Linked DNA regions of Homo sapiens: region 2 is linked to region 1. A link is a contact called in ENCODE Hi-C or POLR2A ChIA-PET data. All regions are on one chromosome and are shown on one strand. Each heading gives the region's core, a stretch centred on a gene start or an enhancer-like site at or near the end of the contact. The rest is flanking DNA. Distances are from core to core; before and after follow the strand shown.

Evidence for each region. Hi-C counts contacts between places; a loop is a spot of excess contacts on that map. ChIA-PET counts read pairs that join two places held with the same protein, here RNA polymerase II (POLR2A). Pooled maps may share reads with other maps.
Region 2: a loop to region 1 is called in a map of prostate gland, with 4 times the contacts of the local background. The contact joins two enhancer-like sites. A Hi-C loop is called at or near these places in 2 of 168 maps with a recorded cell type or tissue (prostate gland and sigmoid colon), 1 of 37 single-sample maps with no recorded cell type and 5 of 50 pooled maps. POLR2A ChIA-PET finds 5 or more read pairs at or near these places in 2 of 52 experiments (H1 and HCT116).

Annotation. Positions count from the first base shown.
Region 1 is chr6:14,439,440-14,444,200 of GRCh38, forward strand. All of the region lies in intron 2 of LOC105374942 (a long non-coding RNA gene), which reads right to left. The region is part of intron 1 of LOC101928331 (a long non-coding RNA gene); the gene reads left to right. Among named protein-coding and RNA genes, the nearest start is that of LINC01108, 160 kb to the left of the region's middle. RefSeq lists an enhancer at 1,977-2,675. Within about 2 kb of position 2,145, at least 6 of the 41 ENCODE cell types and tissues checked have a DNase peak (open chromatin) inside an H3K27ac peak, as active enhancers do.
Region 2 is chr6:14,474,549-14,479,309 of GRCh38, forward strand. All of the region lies in intron 1 of LOC101928331 (a long non-coding RNA gene), which reads left to right. Among named protein-coding and RNA genes, the nearest start is that of LINC01108, 190 kb to the left of the region's middle. RefSeq lists a silencer at 122-346. Within about 2 kb of position 2,588, at least 11 of the 41 ENCODE cell types and tissues checked have a DNase peak (open chromatin) inside an H3K27ac peak, as active enhancers do.

The DNA of each region.
Region 1 (4,761 bases), core at 895-3,394:
TTATCCAGGATAGGAAGATGCCTGGGTCATTTTTGTGGTTTGTGTATTTGTCTGGATTCAGACACGATTGTGCGGTGGCCTTTTTCTTGTCCTGACCCTTCGTGGCCTCAGAGTGGCCTTATCTGATGTTAGAGTTCTGTGAAATTGTTTGTGTTCAGCAGGAGAACACATGGGCTAGCTGTGAGGGCCAGGCCTGCTCCTAATGTCAAAGGCTGCTTTTCTCTTCCTAACCTTTCAACCCCAACACTGTGTGTATTCGTCTACTTGGGCTACCATAACAAAATGCCACAGACGGGGAGGCTTAAACAACAGACATTGATTTTCTCACAGTTCTGGGGGCTGTAAGTCCAAGATCAAGGCATTGCAGATTTGATTTGTCCTGAGGCCTCTTTCCTTGGTTTGCAGATGGCCGCCTTCTCTCTGTGTCTTCCAGTGATCTTTCTTCTGTGTACATGGAGGAAGAGAGAGATCTCGGCTTTCTCTTTCTCTTTTTATAAGAACACCTGTCATATGGATTTAGGCTGCACCCTTATGACCTAATTTAACCTTAATTACCTCTCTAACATCTGTATCTCCAAATACAGGGGGTTAACACTTCAACATATGAATTTTGGCACAATTCAGTTCCCAGTACTGTGCATCGGTCCAAGATTTCTGGAGAGATCTTTCACAGAAGGTTAAAAAGAATGCACGTGTTGATGGTGGTATTACCTTCCATAGTAAAACTTAGAAATAGGCAAATATTTCACAAAGCAGAAAGGAAAAAGCAGGTGAAGGCTCAGCGAACAAATGGGCTTAGGGGTACTCAAATGGTAGTAGGGTGGTGGGTTAATTGGTAACTGTTTTTAATTATTCATTTTTTATGTTGCTATAATACTGCTTTTGCGGCAATAATCATGCAAATACCTATGGGAAAGTTGATAAAGAGACTTAAACTTTTTCTCCCTTTGGAGTAAGTGAAAGCTAGCAAGTGCTCTGTCAGCATGTTTTAGTGTACTTCTGTGGGAAACAATCAGAAGGGGGACCAACAGGGCACTGAAAGTGGGGAGGGACCCCATTGCAGCAGGAGCATCAGCAAAAGCCCAGAAAAGGACAGCTTGGGAAAAACCTGTCCAACACCCCACTTTCCTGATTTAGCCTACTGTGGGCTCTGCTGTATAGCCTGTGATGACCCAAATCATTTTCCAGATTCTGCCTTCAGAACTGAGCTGAGTCCTTGTGTGATGCTGCTGCAGTGCCCCCAAACAGATGGGAAGGAAGCATAATTGAAGAAATAATCCTCTATGCTGGCCCCACTCCCCGCCCCCGATGGAACTCTCACTCCATTAGAGCAAACATTCCCAGAGGTATAAGATGATGAATAAGAGATTCTTTTGTCTGGTTTTGTTACTGCCCTCATAACTATTCTTTTAGTTTTTTTTTTTTTTTTTTTTAACCTGGAAGAATTGCCCTCAACTTATGTAATAGGTGCAATAGACCCTTGATTTAGATTGTAGGTCTTGAAGTGCTCAGGAGCCCTAAGCATGTGGCCCATACCCATTTTAGGACAGATTGTTACGGCGGAGAGCATGCTGTAAACTTCATTGGCAAAGCGGAGTCCAGCGCTACTATCTGGGCCAAATCTATTTATAGGATCAAGTCTCCAATCTCTCAAAACAACCAATTTCCCCTAATCTTTATGGTGAGCCTAAGTGCCGGCACAAGCCCCATAACCCCGAACCACTCAGACCTCCCCACAATGCTGTCCTCCCACCCCACTCTGTCACGCGGGGTCCTCTGGAGGTTAAAAGAATTTATTTTGAAATGAAATGGCAACTGGAAAAAGCTTTTATTTTCATATGGGAAAAACCTCATGAAACATTTTTCTCTTGATTAGTGTTCATAACAGCAGCCTGGAATGCTTTCTGCAACCAATTTGTAGATGTTCTTATAAAACAGATCTCTCTTCTTGATGTGATTTTTTTATCCCCCTGCACATTTGTTCTGCTTAAACCTTTCAGCACATTTGTTAACTTGAGTGACATCTAAAAAAATCACCACCCCATTAATGCGGACTCATCCAGTCCATGGGCTGTGCATCGCTCCTTTAATTGGGATGGCTTGGTTCCCTCCCAGATGTTCCCTCTCAGCAGATACCATTGTGTTTTGAAACTTTGGATAATTATAGCTCTGTAAACGTAGAGGAGATTTGTTGGCTCCAGCCAGCTCCTGCTCCTAATGTAACAGCTTCATTGTTCAGTAATCGCCCTATTCACAAAGCAAAGGGATCCGTGTCAGCAAAGACATCTATTCAAAGCACCTTCCCTGTGCTGGATAAACAGTGGCAGAAGCAGTCTACTGAGCGACAAAAACACTCACAGGGGACTAGGCCACAAGTTTGACCAGGGCTGCTTTTCGCTTCTCAAATGGGACCATTCTTCAGAAATGTCTTCACCTTTTCTTTTGCAACCAATCAGCCTGCAGGCAGAGTCTTTTGCTTTGCTGGTGAAATCCCCGCTAAATGCTAAAAAAAAAAATTTGTGGGAAAATTTTGTGGGAAACTCTCTGCAGCGTAGAAATGAGGCAAAGGGGCCGAGATGAGATGCCAACCAGTGGGGAGTGGTCCACACATGCTGTCACCAAGGAGGACAGGGGAAAGATAAATGTCCCTAAGCTGTCTTCTAGGAAAGATCCAGAACAATTTCTGGGAGTGCTGTGGGAGAGAGTCAACAGTGGCCACACAATGTAGGAAGAGGTAGAGAGGTTCTTTGATTCTTTTGAGAATGTTCGCTGGAGTTTAGACCCTGAGTTTTCTAGCCAGTGGGAGCCCAGTGAATATGAGAGCCCAGATTTCTCTGGCTCTTGCGTACACCCGCTAATGCAGGAGCACGCACTCTCGGAAAATTCCTCCGTCCTGTGCTGGTGTTTCTGAAACTCCCTGGGAAATCTACTTAGAGGGTAAAGAGCTTGAGCCAAGCATAACTGACTTGCACTTAGATTCACGGCGGACCTAAGAGCCTAGCGCTACCCTGTCATCATACTGAAGGCTCTCAGCAAACCACGCAGTCTACACATGCCACTTTGCGACTTCCTCATTTCTCCTAGATCTGGTCCTGACCCTGCGGGCATCAGGAGGGCAAGCCAGGATCTTGGGAGGGGGCAGAGATGAACAAGAGAAAAAGCAGGGAGATTTTAAAAATAATTGCCATAAGTGGTGTAAGTATAGAATATCCCGTGTGTGTATACCTATATAAATATATATTATATAGGTATACATAAATCATATGTGTATGTATATATACCTATATAATATATATTTACATGTGTATATGCATGCATATATGTATTAAAGGGATGACAGCTTTGGCATAAAGGTTGTTTAGAGGTGAGAATATTTAAAATCTTATCTGAACTTTCCTTATCTGACTAACACAGAGTCTTTCAAAAATACAGGCTGCTATTAACCCTGCTCTGAGGGGCTTTCCTGCGAATTCCAGGAAGTGGACAAATTGTCCCTTCCCATTGGCACAAAGAAAAACGCACTGCACCTTACACATTTTCCCATCGAATCCCTAAATTCCTGCTGCTCCCTTTTTTGTTATATTGGTACAATTCGAGCATCCTTAATCCAAAATCCAAACTGCTCTAAAACTCAGAAAGTTTTTGAGCACTGAGAGGATGCCACAAGTGGAAAATTCCAGACACATATACGAAAGGACACAAACTTTGTTTATGTGCAAAATTCTCTTTAAAACTGTATGAAGTTATCATCAGTCTATGGGTATAAGTTGCATGGAAAACATAAATGAATTTTGTGTTTAGACATAGGGCCTGAGATTCCCAAGATCTCATTACGCGTATGCAAACATTCCAAAATCTGAAAAAATCCAAAATCTGAAACACTTCTAAGTCCCAAGCATTTCAAATAAGGGATATTCAACCTGTATAGAAACCTTCACCACTGGGTATTCAGTGAGTTACTCATTAGTGACGTCAAATGCATGCGTAAATAAATCTTCTCTTTTCTTCTGCTAATCTGTCTATTGCCAGTTAATCTGCAGGCCCCCAAGCATTCCAAACTAATTGAATAGACGAAAAGTCTTCCTCCCAATAGTTAATATATATATATGAACACACATGCATACACATATGTGTATATTCTGTGGACAGTTCCTACAGGTTATAGACCAGGAAATATTCTGGCCACCTGTCCCAGGGGTACCTTTGTCTCCCCCATATCCCAACACACAGTTGCAAACCACCGCTCAGAGTGGGTCTCTCTCCATCGGGGTCTGCTTCTGTCAGGTGGGCATCAGCTGTGCCCATCCAGTCTGCTGGGCACTCACATCTTCCAGCTGAGGCCCATGGCCCTCCAGTCACCAGAGCCACTGAGCTGCCTATTGTTGACAGGAAGGAGGGAGGGGGCCTCTGTTCCTCTGTGTGATTTTCTGTTGGAGATATTTTTTTAAAGCATTCAAGCTTATGCACTAATGTTTTCTAGGGCTTTAATGGAACGCCATTTCTATTGTTTTGTTTTCTTTCCCTTTAAAAAGCTCCCCTTCTCCCCATGGGAATTACACCTGCATCCACCAGGGCCCCACGGGGGAACCATCCCTTGTTCAGAGCCTACCAGCTCCCTCAGGCCTCTGCTCTGGTCCTGTTAGTGCTATTTCCCCAGCATCAGAACACTGTGCAGCACCTGGCCCAGGCCCTATCCACAATTCTAAAATCCCCAAACCTCTGAAAACACAAAAATTTTTATAAACACCTTGGTGGCAAAAC
Region 2 (4,761 bases), core at 1,338-3,837, 36 kb after region 1:
CAAAACCTTGAGAGATCTCTGGAGTGACAGCAGCTTGTCTCATCTGGCATGAGGTGGGGGACGTAGTGGCTGCAGTGGGGGGCTGAGGGAAGAGGCCCAAAGCCGCCTTTGGAGAGGAGGTTGGAAGTAAGCTTTACAAATTCTGCTCTGGTGTCCCCACATCTGCTCCACCCAGGAGTTGCCTGAGGACCAGCCTTGACTGCCCCAGCACAGAAATGGCTACAGTGGCTCAGTGCTGGTGTCCTATTGTCTGAGGGTGTGGGGGTGAGGCAGCACTTATATCTGGCAGAAGAAAACCTGATGGAAGGGGGAGTTGATGAAAATAGAGGGTGCCTGAGCAGCTGCACTCAGGATCTCCCTAACCTTCACTCTTAGCCCCCAGGCTGGTGGGTGGCCACCTTGGAGACGGCCTCCTACATGTGCTGAATCATTCTAAGGGTTTCAAGTTAAACCTCCCCACAGAGGTTTCTGGTGAGTGATGGACAGTGTCTTGGGTGGTGGGGCTCCCACCCTGCCCTGGGGCTTATGCCCTGCCACTCCTGTGGCCCTCTGGAATGTGCAGCACTGGAACCCCTCAGTGGTATTCCGGGGGACTGCAAGTTCACCTGGGCACAACCATGTTCCTGCTGAGTACTCCTGCTGAAAAGGGCCACAAACTGTGCAGAAGTGTTGCAAGAGTTGGGATTCAAATGGATTCTGGTTAATATGAGTGAAGAAATAAGGGAAGGTAATATCAATATAAAATACAGGGAAGAAATTGTAAGAATAAAGAACTGGAAGCACTAGTTCTGAAAATAATGTGAATTCAACTATGCTGCTCTCCCCTGTGCTCTGTGAACATTGCTCATTTACATACTCACTAGAATAAGACAGGTGCTATTATTAAGCCCATTTTGCAGATGAGGGAAGTAAGGCACAGAAACGTTAAGTAACTTGTCTGCAATTATAGGCAGAGCTGGGATTTGAACACAAGTAATCTATCTCTGTGTCCAGCCCTTAGCCATTCCACCGGGTCTCACACTTGATTAAGGATCTCAATGGCAGGCATGGTGGTGCACACCTGTAATCCCAGCTACCTAGGGGTCTCAGACAGAATGATCCCTTGAGCCCAAGAGTTTGAGTCTAGCCTGGGCAACACAGCAAGACCCTGACTCTAAAACAAAACAAAACAAAACACAGCAATGAATGGGGAAAATGGTAGAGTGAGTATAGCTAAAGGAACTTATGGGTTGCAATATTAGACTAAGGAGCTTTTCTAGAAAGCATGAGGAATGTATGAAGTAACAGAAAACGAAAAGAAAAGGTAAGAAATATGGAGAATAAAGTAGAAGTGCCAATATTCAGATTATCAGACCTAGAAAGAGAGAAGGATTAGAAAATAGGAGGCTCTATGATTCTAAACCAAATTGCTCAAGGAATGTTTTTACCTCACTCCTGAACTGACAACAGGGGTGGGTTTCAGCACCTTCAATATCTATCTTTCCCATTCCTGCCAGTGGTGAGGAATTTGTCAACGAAATCAGGAAATCTGAATTCACCATCCCTGCTGGCTTTCCCTGAAGGAGGCCATTCTGTCCAGGTGAATAGCCAGTTACAGCATTTGGGGGTTTTTGCAGACAGAGTAACAGGGTGTAGAAATCAGAGGCACATAAAGGTTTGGGGAACGGGGCGGCAAACTGGTCTCCAGGATATTGTTAGCTATATGGAAACATGGACAGAACCAATGGGAAAGGGTGTTCTTTTAGATCTTTCAGTCAGAAAACTACAGCCAATGAGCCAGATCCAGTAGCCGCCTGTGTTTGTAAACCATCTTTTATTGGAACACAAGACACGCCCGTTCGTTTATTTATTGTCTGTGGTTGTTTTTGCCCTACGATGGCAGAGTCAAGTAGACAGAGACTGGATGGCCCACAAAGAGTACAAATTATTTACTATCTGGCCCTTTACAGAAAACGTTTGCTGACCTCAGACCTGGATTCATGCTTCTGGGTTAAAATCTGTCAGGGCATCCTGCTTGTCCCCTCATGCCTCCCTCCCTCCCACCGTGTCCACAAGGGACTCTTCCTCTACCCTAGCCCCCAACACTGGGCTCAGTCACTGGAATTCATCACTCATGGGTGGGCTCCCGGTGGGATGGTTAGCTCCTCTGCTTGCACCTGAGTAATTAGAAGGGTCGTTTCATATTCTTCTGTGTTCTCGGAGGTGCTGCCCACTTGTGCATTTGGGCAGGGAGGGCTCTGCTCCCTCAGTGGTGGTTGGAGTGAAGGAAGGATGAACCATAGACCAGAGGGTAGTTCCTTCGGCCGCAGGCAGCACTCACAGCTCACTTAATTTGCACAAAGCATACAGAGAGAACCTGACCTCTTGCTCAAGAAAGAAAGAAAGAAAATACAGCTGGAGCTGGGACTGGGAGGGAGAGAAAGGGCTCTCTTCTGGACAGGCAGCTGCTTGTGTTGCGTTGGAGTCCTCTGTCTGTACCTCCATCTGCCCTGGTGAGATAACATTTCACGATGAGAGCTGAGGAGGTGGCTCCCTCCCGCAGAGGTGCATGACTTGGCTGGAGTGTTTTGCTTCGCTGGCACACGTCTTCTCTTTTCAAGTTAGCTGAGCTCACACATCCCCCTTGCTTGTTTGCAAAGTCCATATGGGAGATGAAGGCGAGACAGTTTGACTAAGGGCAGAAGGAGGGAGTGAAGAGGAGGAAATGTGGGAGCGGGGATGCCTGGCCAGACCGAGCCTTCCTCAAATTAGGTCACTGTTTATATAAAAAGTTAAAATTAAACCGAGGACTATTTTCCAAGGTTTCTGACACTGGACATGGCTCTGTGCAGCATCCCTGGAATGCAGTGCAATAAACATCACAGAGCACATGACGTCACACTGAGGGAGAAGCCAGGGAATGTCACTAGCAATGAATCCCAGGCTCTACACAATTATGCTGGAGACAGACAACATCCTTGTTCTCTCTGACTCTTTCCTCTGAGTTTTCCTGCTGGCTTTTTCTGTTCTTCTAATTCTCACGTTTTTATCCACGAGGCAACCATGTCCCCTGAGAGTTACCACACACAGGGCTCTATGTTTCTGTTTGGCCAATAGCATAAAGCTCTTCAACAAAGCTTTGACCTTCCTTCTCCTTCCGACAAATTGTTACGGCCTTACCTTCTCACAGTGATTCCTCAACATGAAACAGCAAGGTAGGTTTCATTATCACCAATCTGCAGATGGAAAAAGCAGGCTCAGCGAGGTTCAAGGACTTCCTTAAAATCACAGAGCAAGACAGCGGCTGAGAGGCACTCAAAGCAAGGTGGTCTATGAGCTTCCCAGTATACCACACCACCCTTCTGACTGCCCTTGTCCTGGCACACCTCCGTAGGTTTGCCATGTTTAAGTGGCAATTAGAAGGGATGTTCCCTGAGGGAAGGGACTCCGGCATATGCCTTAATGCACCTGTGGTGTCCAGCACAGTGCTTGCTACATCATAGACATTCAAAAGTCCGTGTTCAGTGAAGATCCTTATATATGCCCGTTAGCCATGTGTTTGACTTTTTCTCTTGTAGTCTGGAAGGTCTTTGGAGGCCTGGGTTATGATTTTTCCTTAATATGGGGCCAAGTCAATAACCTCAACCTCTGCCTCCAAGAGATTTAAATGGAAATGAAACATTGAGTATAAGATGAACCCACCCGATCCACCAAGCAGTATTCTTTATATGGCTTCCCTAGTGTCAAAATACATCGCTTCAGGCCTGGCCATTGTTGACTCCATTGTTGACATCCTGTCTCCTTCTGGTAGTCAGATTCCTCTTCCATGTTTGAATTCTGTATCTATGTTTTTAAATAAGCCAGGAAACACTCACCCCGCCAGCTCCAAATTAGTTCTTCTTTTCATGCCTTTTCTGTTTCCTGGCTCCATGCCACAGTCTCCCTCCATTAGAATTAAGAAATAGCGCTCAGAGAGTCATATGTCTTCACCTAGTTAGCACCTTTCCTTCGGGACAGCTTCTCTGAGGGTGGCTCCCACATATGCCAGGCTTTTCTCCTAGCAATTCCTAGGTTGTCAGTGTCAGGGGCAGGGAGGAGCATGTGTGAGGATGGGTGTGGGTAGGGGAGGAGAGGGGAAGGTGCAGAACACTGTTACACGAGGCACTCTGTCGTGGTGATTGAAGGAAGCAGTTTCTTGGCCATGTGTCCAGGATGTGCTTTAAGGGAGCCAAGACAGATCATTCATATCTTATGAAGAGTTGTATTTGGAATCTTTAAATAAATAGGAAATGCTTGTCTCTCCTTATCTAACTCTCCATTTGTCTTTTTTAAATCCTAAGTTTCATAAAGATACCTGGAATTAAATCATCCCAAGTTAGGTTTCCATAAAAGTCCTTAGCCAGCAAAATCTTTCTCTCTGGGGCCACCTTTTTCTGGGAAGTTCCCTCAGCTCTGCCCGTCCTCCTACCCTCCGCTGTACTCCCCACAGCCGTCCTTCACAACACTTAGCACACTGTGCTGGGGTGAGATGAGCTCCCTCGTCTCTCTCCCTTTCCCTGTCTTCTCTATTCACACGGAGCCTGGCTCATAACAGAAGGCCAACAAAAGACTGTTGAAGGAATTAATAAATGAGTAAAATTTTCTTGACATTTAGTTTGAATTTTTATTCTCAGATTTCAACATAAGACTATCCTACATGTATCACAAAAGCAGAAATTCCCTGAGGGGAATCTCATATGTGATTATTGAATTATTTTCTAGATTTTAATTTATTCTGCTTTT